Regions from separate parts of the Homo sapiens genome. Here all the other regions are linked to region 3. Evidence: chromatin contacts called from ENCODE Hi-C or POLR2A ChIA-PET data. All regions are on one chromosome and are shown on one strand. The core of a region is the stretch at or near the end of the contact, and the rest is flanking DNA. Distances in the headings are between cores, read along the strand shown.

Region 1 (3,154 bases), core at 291-2,790, 2.4 Mb after region 3:
TGGCTCACGCCTGTAATCCCAGCACTTTGGGAGGCTGAGGCGGGTAGATCACTTGAGGTCGGGAGTTCGAGACCAGCCTGGCCAACATGGTGAAACCCCGTCTCCACTACAAGTACAAAAATTAGCTGGGTGTGAGCACATGCCTGTAGTCCCAGCTACTTGGGAGGCTGAGGCAGGAGAATCGCTTGAACCCGGGAGGCGGAAGTTGTAGTGAGCTGAGACCACACAACTGCACTCCAGCCTGGGCGACAAAACAATAATAATAATAATAATAAAAGTACAACAGAACATCTAGTTGTCTGGGTAACTGAGGGAGAAATTAGGCCGAATGACTCTGTTATTTGTTCTGGCCAGATAATCTTGGCCTTAAATTAAATCACCTTTGGCCTACCTTCTTCAAAACGAAATAATTTTCTCTTCGGCAAAACATTTCTTATTTGACCAAATGATTACCATCATATCTTTGGAAGCAAACAAAATATCAGAATTTACATCACACAATTTACATATGCAAAGCCTGATTTTGCCAGCTAGGGAGGGATAAGCTAAACAAAGGGAAGTGGTGAAAACAAAGTAGTAATGTTATGATGGGTCAGAGAGCAACACTTGGCAAGTTGTGCCAAATTAGTCGACGAAGCATTCTATTGGGAATTGCAAAGTAGGAAGTCCTATTTTTGACTCTGCTGATCTCGGTAAATATTTCCTTGTTTTAAAAATGGGCATAATTTTCTGTTACCTAAGAACCCTGTTATGAAAATTAACGAGTCTATAAAATGTTCTGACGTCTCTAGAAGCCCTTCCTAAACACACACTATAATCTTGTATTCATACAGTGCCTGCTCCTGCTTTTTGAAGATATGCCGGTCTTTATTAATGACATCTTCTACCACTGTTAAGTTCACTGTGAGTCCTCGTAAAATTAATTAATGAAACAGTCACTATTCTAAGTGGGAGACTGCCTTCAGAAGTGGTTTCTACTGCCCATATGGTCAATGCTACGGAATTAAACACTGAAGTACCAAAGGCAATGCGTTCCTCTTTGGAGGGAGGCGGCAAACGGGAACGGGACTGAGGCGAGAGCTAGCAGCACTGCGCGGGGAGCCTGAGCCGCTCCGCACGCCCCGGGCCGACGGGTCCTAGAGCGCCCCGGGGCCTGGGCTCGCGGCGGCCCCAGCGGGGCTCGATTACTCTCGCCTGGACGAGAAGCGGCGCCTCGGCTCCGAGGAGCCCTACGGTGGGGAGGTGGGGCGACGACAACAAAAAGAAGTCAAGTGGGAGGGGATTCGCCGGCGAGGGGGGCGACGGCGGCCGCCAAGGGAGAGGAGGCGGACACCTCCGAAGGGACCTGCGGCGCCGGGAGCCCAGCGATCCTGCCCACGAGCGACTGGCGGGCCCGGGAGGACGCCTCGCGGCGCACAGCCGGGAGCCCCGCGGCCCGCCCCCTCGCACCGCTCGCGCCTCTCTCGCGCCTCCGTCCCGCCCCCTCGCCTAGCGCCGCCCGCGCGCAGCGTCTCGCGCCGGCCCGGCCCGCCCGCCGGGAAACAGCCGCGAGAGCAGCGGCCGCGGCGGCCGCCAGCGCGCCTTCCCCTCCCGCGCTCCCGCGTCGCCCCCGCCCTCGGCGCCTCGTCCCCGGGCCGCGCGCCCGCGCTCCGGCCAACGTTCTCTCCCGGCCTCCCGGGCCCGCCGCCTACTCCCGCGTCTCCGAGCTCCTCAACCGCCGCGGTCTCCCTGGGCGCGCGGCCCGCCGCCTGCTTCCGGGGCGGGCGGACTGGGCGCCTGGTGCCGGCGGCCGCAGCGACAGCGCCCCCGGGAAGCAGAGGAGGAAGGAGAGAAGAGGTGGAGGTGGCCGCAGGCTGAGTCGCGGCCGGGATGTCCGGGCAGCCGCCGCCGCCGCCGCCGCAGCAGCAGCAACAGCAGCAGCAGCTGTCGCCGCCACCGCCGGCGGCCTTGGCCCCAGTCTCCGGAGTCGTCCTGCCGGCGCCCCCGGCCGTCAGCGCCGGCTCTTCTCCGGCCGGCTCGCCCGGCGGCGGTGCGGGCGGCGAAGGCTTAGGGGCCGCGGCGGCCGCCCTGCTCCTCCACCCTCCGCCGCCGCCGCCCCCGGCCACCGCGGCCCCGCCGCCCCCGCCGCCGCCCCCGCCTCCCCCTGCCTCAGCGGCTGCCCCCGCCAGCGGGCCGCCCGCTCCCCCGGGCCTTGCAGCGGGCCCCGGCCCGGCTGGAGGAGCCCCGACCCCAGCTCTGGTGGCGGGCAGCAGCGCCGCGGCCCCCTTCCCTCACGGGGACTCGGCCCTGAACGAGCAGGAGAAGGAGTTGCAGCGGCGGCTGAAGCGTCTCTACCCGGCCGTGGACGAACAAGAGACGCCGCTGCCTCGGTCCTGGAGCCCGAAGGACAAGTTCAGCTACATCGGCCTCTCTCAGAACAACCTGCGGGTGCACTACAAAGGTACTGGGCGTGTGTCCTGCGGTGGGAGTGGGGCACTGACCCGACGTGGCCGGCCGCCGCTGCGCCGCTCTCGACCCGCCCCCGACCCCCGCCCTCGCGGGCTCTGCCCTCGGAGGCCACTCGCCGCCTGTTGTGCTGCTCCGGGTGGGCGCGGGGGTCGCGGTGAAGGGTCCGAGGGTGAGGGGCGAGATTCTTGGAAAAGGAAGGTGAGTAGAATGCCCCAGGGTAGAAAGGAGCTGGTAATCCTAGACCAGGAGCAGGACACCTTGAGGGAATCCGGGATGACAGGACAGAACTGGCTTTCTGATTTCCCTGGGAGATAAATCTTGGGGCTTGGGTAGAGGAATCCATGGACTCGGAGTTGGGTTACATTGTTCTCCAGGTGGTGGGTCAGGCGTTCTCCTCTTACAAGGGGGGAAGAGAGGCACGATTCTGAGGTATGATTTCTAATTAAGAGAGAGCAGGGATACACAGGGGGAGGAGTAATCAAAATTAGGCCAGAGATTGTCTAGGGGGACAAAAGGACAAGGGGCCCAAGTTTGCCATCAATATATTTTAGTAAAAGCAACCGGGAGGGTAAGAGAAGGGAACCCCAGGAACACCCTTTTTCTTAGGGGAGCAGAAACCTACCCCTCCCGATTGGAAGTGCCCTATACAGGTCCTTAGGTGTTGATATCACATGAAGTCTTGTTGAAAACGAAGATGGAACAAAAT
Region 2 (3,035 bases), core at 1-2,500, 2.1 Mb before region 3:
AGTTGTTTGCGTGCCTCACTCTTCCTGGACACAGGACCAGAACTCAGGACCTGCCAAATGGTAGGATTGAAAGAGCTGTAACACAAATAGGGGTGAAACACAACCCCCCACTCCCAACCACGTTGCAGGCAGCAAGAAGGAGAGATGAGCTGTGGAGTGTGGATAGGATTTGAGTGGGATAAATAGTGTGGAAAATGGCATACCGTTTGAGGGTAGAAATGACACTATTCGCGTATGTTTTGGAAGGGGAACAAAAGGAAAAGGGAAGATTCAAAGGAAATGTCTAATTTTTGTCCTGCAACCCAGAGTCCAGGCAAATTTCACTGATCACATTTCTATTAAGTCCACTGAGTACAAGGATCCTTCAGGTGAGCTAGTGGTTGAAGAGTTGGGAGAAAATAAAGGAAATCACATACAAAAGAAGGCAGCATTGAGCAGGGAAGATACTGCTTTGAGTGTCTGCAGTGTTGAATGTGTAAAAAGCATCTGCATAGATGACCTAGAACTCTGGGAGAAGGGTCTGGACCCGGCCAAATAACATATTTCCTCTATTATAAAACAGAGAGTGTGTGTGAGAGAGGAGAGGAGAAGGAATGGGGTGGGAGGGAGCCTCTCCCCTTATATTTACAGGGGTGTAAATCTATGTGGCTGGCTATGTGAACCTTTAACGTGGCAGGTAGGATCTTTTTCCTTTCGGTGCACCTTACAAGCGATGCGGTCCTCAGAAATACAGATTTGGGAGTTATCTATCACCCAGCATGATTTCTGGAGCATTGATGAGACCGCTGATTAATTCTCCTCCGCCTCAGAGTAACACTGTCGATAGCGACTTCGGAGATCTCTAAACTTCTTTACCGCGCCCGCCGCGCCCCTCCGCGGCCCGGGACTGCTCATCATCTTTTCCAGGAAGCGACCGTGGAAACAATAAACACGCAGGCCCCCTAGCGTCCTTCCGTTCCGCGCTGCCAGGCCGCCTCGCCTCCCGCTCCCGCCCGCCCCGCGGGACACAGCCCGCCCGCACTCCGGGGCCCGAGCGCCGACCACACTCCAGGCGCAGCCGGGGAGAGCCCCGCGCGCGCATCCCTCCGCCCGCGGCCGAGGCGACCCCTCGCGGTCCCGCCCGCCCGAGCTTCCCGCGGAGGCACCCGGCCGCCCCGCCTCCCCCGCCCCGCGCCCGCCAACTCCCAGCTCGCGGCCCTGATTGGTCGCCGCATTCCCGCTCTCCTTCCCGAACCGCCATTTTGAAAATCTTGTTGATTCTGGGGAGCCGAGCGCGCGGCGCGAGCGTCACGCCAGACAGCGGCCCGCGCGCCTTCTCCTCGGCGTCGGCCGCCGCCGCCTCCCAGAACCTCCTCGTGCCCTCGCGTGCCAGGCCCGCGGCGGCCGAAATCCGCGGTAAGGGCTGCTTCGGGACGCCGGAGGCCCGGTCGCCCCTGCCGCGGCCGACGGGGGAGGGACGCGGCCATTTGGACGGCGGCCTGGGGCGGGGGAGGGGACGTGGAGGGCCGGCAGCTCGGGCCGGGCCGGGAACAGCGCAGGCCGGGCGGGCGCGCGCGCACGCGGGGCAGCGGGCGCGGTTTCCCGCCTCGGGAATCCCTGGACGGCGGCGGCGGAGCGGGAGGGAAGCCGCCCCTGGGGACTGAGCGCTGCGGTCCCGGCTATGGGAGGAGGCAACTTTCAGGGCAGGTGTCCCGCGGGAAGGGTAGCATCATTCAGGGTGGCCGCCCGGTCCTGCCTGCGGGAGTAGGAGGACCGAGACGTCCGGCTTTCTTCCCGCATGCAGGTTCACAGCATGTCCGCCTCGGCCCCTGCTGCGGAGGGGGAGGGAACCCCCACCCAGCCCGCGTCCGAGAAAGAACCCGAAATGCCCGGTCCCAGAGAGGAGAGCGAGGAGGAAGAGGACGAGGACGACGAGGAGGAGGAGGAGGAGGAAAAAGGTGGGGGGAGTCGCATCCCAACTGATGAATTTTTCAGACCGAAGTTTTTTTGTATTTTTCACCCAGGAAACAGTTTTCTTGCTCTTTTGGTGTTTAGAGGCGTGAAGTCGGAGTGATTTTCAGCGAGAATGTGTGCACAATTTATCTGCTTTTGTTTTGAGCGATGGCGTAGAATTGACTTTGTGTATTCCGGTTTTTAAAGTATTTGTTAGCGTGGTAGAGATGTATTGGAGTGCAGCCGACTTCTCGTCCGCTCTAAACGTTCGTTAACATTTCATCATTTGACGGGAAGTTTGTAGGTCTTGGATTTGATTTTTTTTTTTACCTGTGTGTGTGCACCTTTGAAGTTGCTAAGTGGATGTTCTAATTTTGTCCTTTTCATTACACATCTTTTGCCTTTTGAAGTTATTGTAAGGTCTTGGTGCAGCCCGTTAAGACTGAAGTTATAAGGCTAGACCCGGAAGTATTTGAATACTTTCGAATATTTTTACATTTACCAAAAAGTTTCCCTCCCTGGCAAACAGCGGTGAAAGCTGTTGCTACTTGAGAAAGTAGTTAAAAATGAAGAAAGTGAACTCTGAAAGAAAGTTAAATGTGAGCCCAGCACTGTCTCGGTTTCGAACCTGTGTCTGTTTTAAGGGAGGGCGATATGAGCCCTGATTTGACTGGAGGTGTGAAACGGAAACTTGACTGAATAGAGGAGTGTGCTGCGGCAGTTTATCCAGGATGCATGCAGTGTCTGTTTCAGGTGTACCCGCTTCTTGACATGTTTCCAAACATTTAAAAATCCGAGTCGCATCTCTTAGCATTCTTTGATATTAGCTTAGTCTGCGGTTATTTCGTATATGTTTACGACTCAGCCACACTTGGGAAGAGGTTGAAGCGCTCTTCCTAAACCCGGATTTTTTTTAAGCCTCAACCAGCCTGTGGTCACAATCTGGGTTAAGATTACAAGGTGTGCCTTTTGTTTGTTTAAAGTGGTATGTGCCCTAAGAAGGGCATATTTAAGTAAAGCATGGCTTTTTAAATATAAGTTTTCACATAAACTATTGCTTAACAACATGTTATTTTAAAATTATTTTTAATACAACAACAAAA
Region 3 (3,519 bases), core at 78-2,577:
CCACGGCTCCAATGATACCAAACCACGAGCTCTAGTATGGAGGCTCATAATTCCTTTTAACGTCTAGGGCATGACCAATTGCAATAGAGAAAAAAGGAGTCCTCAAAAGTAGCCTTCCAAAAGATGAGGAGGGGAAACTACAGGGTATTTTCCTTCGTATTCCAATCACCGGAATTCCCTCCACCAGCATACTCTGCACAGCTGATTTTTGGCGACTTATTATCTGGGCAATTTTAACCATTTGGACTCCAAAAATCAAACACATTGAGGGAACACGCCACAAGTGTCAGCTAAGCTTCACAAGCGGTTTTCCAAACATCTCAGAGCTAGAGGGGTTGAGGGCACAGCGTTTTCCTGGGATCACATGTGCTGTCTGCCATACCACCTCTGCACTATTTGGCACCGATCTCCCTCACTGTTAAGGAAACACATGCTTAAAAACAACCGAGCAGTAGATGACCCAAACCTATTCCTCCCGTCCCCCGCAAACCCGGAGATGCAGGTGAACGGTGCATTTGAGAGCAGCAGCCTGAGAAGCAGCGTGAGACAAGGGCCCGGCTTGTCTGCCAAGAACCCCTGGGGCCCGAGACTGCTTCGAGCCACTCCATCCCATCCTGGCACGCGGGTGGCACTGCCAGGCGCCGCGGGGACCCGACAGGCGGCATCACGCACATACCTGCGGCAGGTGTGCGGAGCCGCCTTCTTCCGGGAAAGTGCTGGGTTGGGGGGATGATGGGGCGCTGGGGGGTGGATCCCGGCTGCGGGCTGCGCCCGGCCCTCAGCGCTGGGGACCCCCGCTGCGCGCTTTCTCCGCGCACCCCACGCGCGCCAGGAGGAGACCGCGCGCCCCACGCCCGTGGAGAGGAGGGGACGCGCTCCCCCCGGCTGCCGCCGCAGTGCCTCCCGGCCCCTAGTAGGGGGCGCGCCAGAGTGCCAGGCGTCGCTGCGAGGCCCCTCGGCCTCGCGGGACCCGCCGGGGCCCCTTCTTGCCCCTCGCCCTCACCTGGTTGAGGCAGTCCTCGCCGTTGGCTTTCGCCTCCACCTCCACCTCCATCAGCACCGCGTCCGGCCTCGTCACATAACACAGCATGGCTGGGGCTGCCGCTGCCGCCACAGCCGCCTTCTCTTTGGTGTGCGCGGGGCTGCCGCCTTGTCACTGGTGGGACCCAGCCCCGGACTCGGAGAGGGCTGGCCCTCGAAGGCTGCAGCTCTGCGGACCCTTGTCCGGGGCCCCGCGGCCGCCACTCGCGTCCCCGCCACCCCCTCACCCGCTGCCCGCCAGCTGCCCCTGTCCTCCGCGGTGGCGCCGCACTCCAGCAGCCCAACTGCCTGCGCTGCGACAGGGACTCTGCTGATATAGCGGCCCCGCCCCCTTCAGCTCGGGTCCCCGCCAATCACGGCCTCCCTGCCCCTCCTCCCCCGCCCGATCAGCCAATAGCGGCGCCCCTCGACCGCGGCCCCCGCCTCCCAGAGCCGGCTGAGTTTCCCTGGCCGCCCCGGGAGGTGGCAGCTTGCGGGCGCCGAGTGCTGCGGGAAGGGAGGGAGACCCCGGAACACACCAGCCGCCTCTGTCCGCTGGGCGACGCTGCTCAGAGTGAGCGATCGCCCGGGGCTCCAGGCGGGGACGCCTTTCTGCCGTCTCGAATTTACGGTGATTAAACACCTCCAAGCTGCCACTGTTCTTCAAATATCTTGGATCACTCTGAGCACGCATTTCGGTTGTGAAAGCAAAAAGGAAAAGGAGCAACCCAAAGCCTAAAGAAAACTGTTCTCGTCCGGGCATGGTGGCTCACGCCTGTAATCCCAGCACTTTGGGAGGCCGAGATGGGTGGATCACCTGAGGTCAGATTCGAGACCAGCCTGGCAAACATGGTGAAACCCCCGTCTCTACTAAAAATACAAAAAAAAAAACAAAATAGCCAGGCGTGGTGGCGGGCACCTGTAATCCCAGCTACCTGGGAGGCTGAGGCAGGAGAATCGCTTGAACCCAGGAGGCGGAGGTTGCAGTGAGCTGAGATTGTGTCACTGCACTGTAGCTTGGGCAAGAAGAGCAAAAAACCCTGTCTCAAAAAAAAAAAAAAAAAAAAAAAAAAAAAGAAAAGAAAAAGAAAAAAGAAAAAAAAAAGAGAAAAAGAAAACTCTTTTCCACCAGGATTAGCCACAGTGGGTTGCTTGGAGGCAGAATTGTTGTTCCTTATTAAGACCTCATCATTGAGAAAAACAAAATCTGAGTATGAAAGTTTTTGCAGCTGACCAGTGAGCCAGGTGTCTTGGTCTAGTGCTGGTGTGTTACACTCCGGAAGGGCTTCTCCTTACTCGTTCTGCTGAATCAAAACGCCTTACAGGGTACCAGGCCCTCTCTCAGGTTGCTCATTCTACCTCCTGTCTTATCTCACTCATTCATTAAACATTTGTGCAGCACCTGATACCCTGCCTGTCCCTTCTCACAGGCAACCAGATGTTGTCCTCGTCTTAAGGTAAGGTGCTCATCTCCTGACCTAACAGGTGGCATTACTGCAATATTAGCTATTAAAGGTCTACAACCCTTCACTCATTTACCGCTTGTTCCTCTTTGCCAATATATTACATAGCCTACCTTTTTGATTTCTTTATAGGAGCCAGATGATGTGGGTTTCAGCCGTGGAAACTTAGCAAACTTACTTCAGGCCAGCTCGATGGCTCACACCTGTAATCCCAGCACTTTTGGAGGCCGAGGCAGGAGGATCGCCTGAGCCCAGCAGTTTGAGACCAGCCCGGTTTCGCAACACAGCGAAACCCCATCTCTACACAAAATACAAAAAATTAGCCAGGCGTGGTGGCGCCTGCCTGTAGTCTCAGCTACATGGGAGGCTGAGGTGGGAGGATCACTTGAGCCTGGGAGTTCGAGGCTGCAGTGTGCTGTGATCCCCCTACTGCACTCCAGCCTAGGCGACAGAGCAAAAGACCCTGTCTCTAAACAACAACAACAACAAAAAGAAAACAACGAAAGAAAAAAAAAGAGAAAACTTACTTCATCTGTCTGAAGCTTGGTGTTGTCAACAGTAAAATGGAGATGGCAATATCTGCTCTGTCTCCACCCAGCATTGTTGGGAAGCGCAGCAAAGATAATAACGTTCACAAAAGCATTTGAATGTCCCCGTGTATGTAAGGGGAGCTATAAGTTCAGTGCCTTCACTGCTTAATGATGACTTTTCCTGTCCCTACCCCCCTTCACGAGTCCCAAGGATCTGTTAGTGGCCTTTATTTCCGAACAACCAGGTACGATATCAGAGCCCAAGGCTAAAAAAAAAGGAGGGATCCTCCCACACACAGTTCTTTGCTAAAGCTGACCGAGTAAAACTGTAAACTGTCCAAGTCCTAACCCCCACTGTTGCAGAGGAACAGGTGCACTCTCACATCTTTCTGTCTTATAAATACACCTCATGCTATTGTGGGCTGAAACAGTCCCTTCTTGTATTAACTGCAGTGCCTATTCCCTGAATTCCAGTTTACTAATAATCTGGGGAATTTATCTGGAAG
Region 4 (3,043 bases), core at 9-2,508, 2.6 Mb after region 3:
TAGAAGACGTGCCTTTCACTTTTTAGTCCCCTCTCCCGGCACCAAATGGGTGCGAAGCGGGCATTCGATGAATATGCATACATTTATTTAGCAAATGTTTATTGAGCGCCTACTACATACAGGGCAAGGCAGTGTGCCAGGTGCCAAGGATATGGCGGAAAACCAGACAGACGCAGAGTCCCCATGGCTCCAGAGGTGCGGGGCCAGCCTTGGCCAGTCCTCCTCAGTGCCCCCTCGAGGGCCTGGGAAGGGTGCAGGGTGGTGGAGGTGGGGGCAAGCTGGGAGAAGTAAAGGCTGCGGTAAGTGGCGACGGCAACAGGAGCCGAAGCAAGAGGCGGGCGTGGCATGTGGCCAGGGCGACGTATCCGTCTCGAAACTAGACACGAGACGCACGTGCCGCAGCGGCCTCGGAGACCCCCTGCCCCGCTGCGGCCGTACACACCACAGCGTCTACGCGGGGGCGGGCATGGGCCTAGGGGCGGGGGAGGTGGGAGGCAGATGGGAGCCCGCCAAGACTGGACTGTCTTGGAAGAAGGCGGCTGAACCGTGCGTGCGCGGCCGGAGCGGGGGCGCGCGATTGGAGCAGGCTAGCTTGGAAGGAGACCGTAGAAGTCTGCGGTTCCGTGCCCAGACTCTGGGGCCTGGATTCCAATCGCAGGCCTGTTGCTTATATATGTCACCTTGCGCAAGTCCCTTAGCCTTCATTGCGGCTCATTCACATCACTGGTAAAATGGGTTTACAATAACCTTAGGTTGCTGCGAGGACTAAAAGGGACAATACCTGGAAAGGCGTTAGTATGATGCTCAGCACGCAAGAAACGCTCCGGGAGCCGAGGTTATTATTATCGGCTGTTCGCACCTCGCCGGGTCCCCTCACCTACCCCAGGCCAAGGCGCCCACTGCTCTCTTCCAAGGGACAGGCGACTAACCTATTAGGGCGCGTCCTGCCTAGATAGATGTATTTGCTTGGTTGGGGCGGGGTTTGGAGTGAAGCAGGGAAGAGAAGGAGATGGTGAGGGCAAAGAAAGGGAAGAAGCGGAGGGGCAGGAGGCGGGCGAGGCGGCCTGGGCGGGGCCGGGGAGGAGCCGGGCTGGGCTCCCGGGGCCCGGGCGCAGCGCGCACCCGGAGCTGGCGGCGGCGGGGGCGGGGGCGGCGCGCGGCGGCCAATGGCGCGCGGCGCTGCAGCGAGGGCGGTGCAGGAACACCGGCCGCTGACAGCCAAACTCGCCAACTCCGCCCTCGTCCCCGCGGGATCCCAGAGCCTGAGCCGGCCTGGGGCCGAGGCCGCCCGAGCCGCGAGGCGAGCGAACATGGCAGCAGAATGAGGAGGCTGGCGCCGGGTCGTGGCCGCCGCTGCCGCGCTGCAGCTCGGGATCCCAGTCCGGCGCGCTCCGGGCCGCATCCTTAGCCGGCCTCCTGGCGGCCGCGGGATTATTTCATTCCCAACGGAGAGCTAGGAAGAAAGGAGACTCCCCCGCGGAGCGGTTCCGTGCTCTGGCAGGGTGTAGACGTTTGTCTGTGCGATTCGCCGGCTGCGCAAACGACGCGGGAGAGAGCCGGTCCCGGGCTGCGGCGGCGCGGCCGCGGGGATGAGCCGGCCATGGAGCGGCCTTGGCGGGGCGCACGCAGCGGACTGGCGCTGCCGCGGGAGCGCAGCCTGAGCCGGGGCTCCAGGGGGCTTCGAAGCCTCCGGCGCCCTGGGGGGGTCCCTGCCGCCGACTCCGGGAAGGACGCGAGCCCCGCGTGGCGGACACTGCCGCAGTCACCGTTCTGAGGCGCCCCGAGCTTGCTCCGCCTGCAGCTCGGTGCGCTCTGGGCACCCGGGCGCCTTGCCCGGTGCACGGCGGCTGGCGCACCGCGGCTAGATTGGCTACAGGAGCGGGGTGCAGGACTGGCTAGAGGTGGGTGTGTGCGCGCGTTGGACTGGAGATCCGAGCAGAAGCAGAACCAGGCGGCTCTGAGCAGCCATGCTTCCCGGGGTGGGCGTGTTCGGCACCAGCCTCACGGCCCGTGTCATCATCCCGCTGCTGAAAGACGAGGGCTTCGCGGTGAAGGCGCTGTGGGGCCGCACGCAGGAAGAAGCGGAGGAGCTGGCCAAGGAGATGAGTGTCCCCTTCTACACTAGCCGCATTGATGAGGTGCTGCTGCATCAGGACGTGGACTTGGTGTGCATTAACCTGCCGCCGCCCCTCACCAGACAGATCGCTGTCAAAACCCTAGGTGAGCGACCCCTACCCCGCATCCTCCGTCCCACCCCCGCCCTTTAACCTTCTCTAGGTTCCTTCCCCCCTGCCTTTCCCTCTCCGCATCCCAGAAGCTTACCCTGCATCTACGCTGCCCCGGGGATCTGAGATCCCAGATCCGACTCAGAGCTCCCTCCTTCCTCGTCCCCGGCCTTCCCCACCTTTGCGCTTCCCTCCTGCCTCCTGGCACCACTTGGACGCGCTTCCCCACGTGTGTAGATTGCAGGCTGGAGAAGGCGTGTGTTCCGGGGATCCGAACTAGGAAGATCAGATGCCGATAATAGGGGATAGGGTGCTCCGCGAGAAGAGGAAAGTTACTCCTCAGCTGTGTGTGTAGTGTCCAAGTGTGTGTGTGTGGGGGGGGGGGATGGGGGGGTGGAGGAGGGTTGTGCGCGCGCGCGCCTGGGAGAGGCGAGTGCGCGCCCAGAAACGCCTGAATAAAAGGCCGCACACGTGTGTCGGGTTTTCTTGGGTGCGATAGAGGACCTGCCCTTCAGCAGCGGTGGCGCCCTGCTAGGGTCGTTTGTTTCTTTCTGCTGTGAGTTAGTTTAGCGTGAGATTGCAGATGTTACCATCGGCTGGAATTATTTCGTCTGCGCTGGAGGCAAGGACGGTGGGAGTGGTTGGATGGGGGTGATGATGTATTAGAATGTTTTCAGAGGCGTCATAGGTTAGTAAAGACTGATTTGGTAAAACCAGGGGGTTTTAACTTTTGACTGCAGCCTCCCGGGAAATGTCTTCTGCCCCAATTTGGAGTAATAGATTTTAAATTTTTAGGAGGATGGGCGCAGTAGCTCCAG

Evidence for each region. A loop is a pair of places that touch in the nucleus more often than their neighbours do. ChIA-PET counts read pairs that join two places held with the same protein, here RNA polymerase II (POLR2A). Pooled maps may share reads with other maps.
Region 1: a loop to region 3 is called in a pooled map, with 15 times the contacts of the local background. The contact joins the promoter of RANBP9 here to the promoter of MYLIP in region 3. A Hi-C loop is called at or near these places in 9 of 50 pooled maps.
Region 2: a loop to region 3 is called in a map of naive thymus-derived CD4-positive, alpha-beta T cell, with 10 times the contacts of the local background. The contact joins the promoter of DEK here to the promoter of MYLIP in region 3. A Hi-C loop is called at or near these places in 1 of 168 maps with a recorded cell type or tissue (naive thymus-derived CD4-positive, alpha-beta T cell), 1 of 37 single-sample maps with no recorded cell type and 10 of 50 pooled maps. POLR2A ChIA-PET finds 5 or more read pairs at or near these places in 1 of 52 experiments (activated T-cell).
Region 4: a loop to region 3 is called in a pooled map, with 10 times the contacts of the local background. The contact joins the promoter of GFOD1 here to the promoter of MYLIP in region 3. A Hi-C loop is called at or near these places in 5 of 50 pooled maps.

What each region holds. Positions count from the first base shown.
Region 1 is chr6:13,710,221-13,713,374 of GRCh38, reverse strand. RANBP9 (RAN binding protein 9) reads left to right here and starts at 1,540. Exons shown (of 14, transcript NM_005493.3): 1 at 1,540-2,440. The coding sequence starts at 1,870. It overlaps LOC124901264 (a long non-coding RNA gene), which reads left to right and starts at 621. Exons shown (of 2, transcript XR_007059462.1): 1 at 621-692; 2 at 834-1,023. RefSeq lists silencers at 1,036-1,805, 1,966-2,085, 2,166-2,215, 2,476-2,595.
Region 2 is chr6:18,262,745-18,265,779 of GRCh38, reverse strand. DEK (DEK proto-oncogene) reads left to right here and starts at 1,250. Exons shown (of 11, transcript NM_003472.4): 1 at 1,250-1,395; 2 at 1,784-1,937. The coding sequence starts at 1,793. LOC124901270 (a long non-coding RNA gene) reads right to left here and starts at 1,248. Exons shown (of 2, transcript XR_007059486.1): 1 at 703-1,248; 2 at 1-50. RefSeq lists silencers at 890-1,169, 1,210-1,569, 1,630-1,689 and an enhancer at 1,575-2,126.
Region 3 is chr6:16,126,894-16,130,412 of GRCh38, reverse strand. MYLIP (myosin regulatory light chain interacting protein) reads right to left here and starts at 1,327. Exons shown (of 7, transcript NM_013262.4): 1 at 1,004-1,327. The coding sequence starts at 1,090. RefSeq lists a silencer at 646-1,645.
Region 4 is chr6:13,485,815-13,488,857 of GRCh38, reverse strand. It overlaps GFOD1 (Gfo/Idh/MocA-like oxidoreductase domain containing 1), which reads left to right and starts at 1,258. Exons shown (of 2, transcript NM_018988.4): 1 at 1,258-2,220. The coding sequence starts at 1,968. It overlaps GFOD1-AS1 (GFOD1 antisense RNA 1), which reads right to left and starts at 2,597. Exons shown (of 2, transcript NR_046709.1): 1 at 2,405-2,597; 2 at 2,087-2,177. RefSeq lists enhancers at 207-336, 1,897-2,006 and silencers at 397-506, 887-1,266, 1,287-1,766, 1,907-2,070.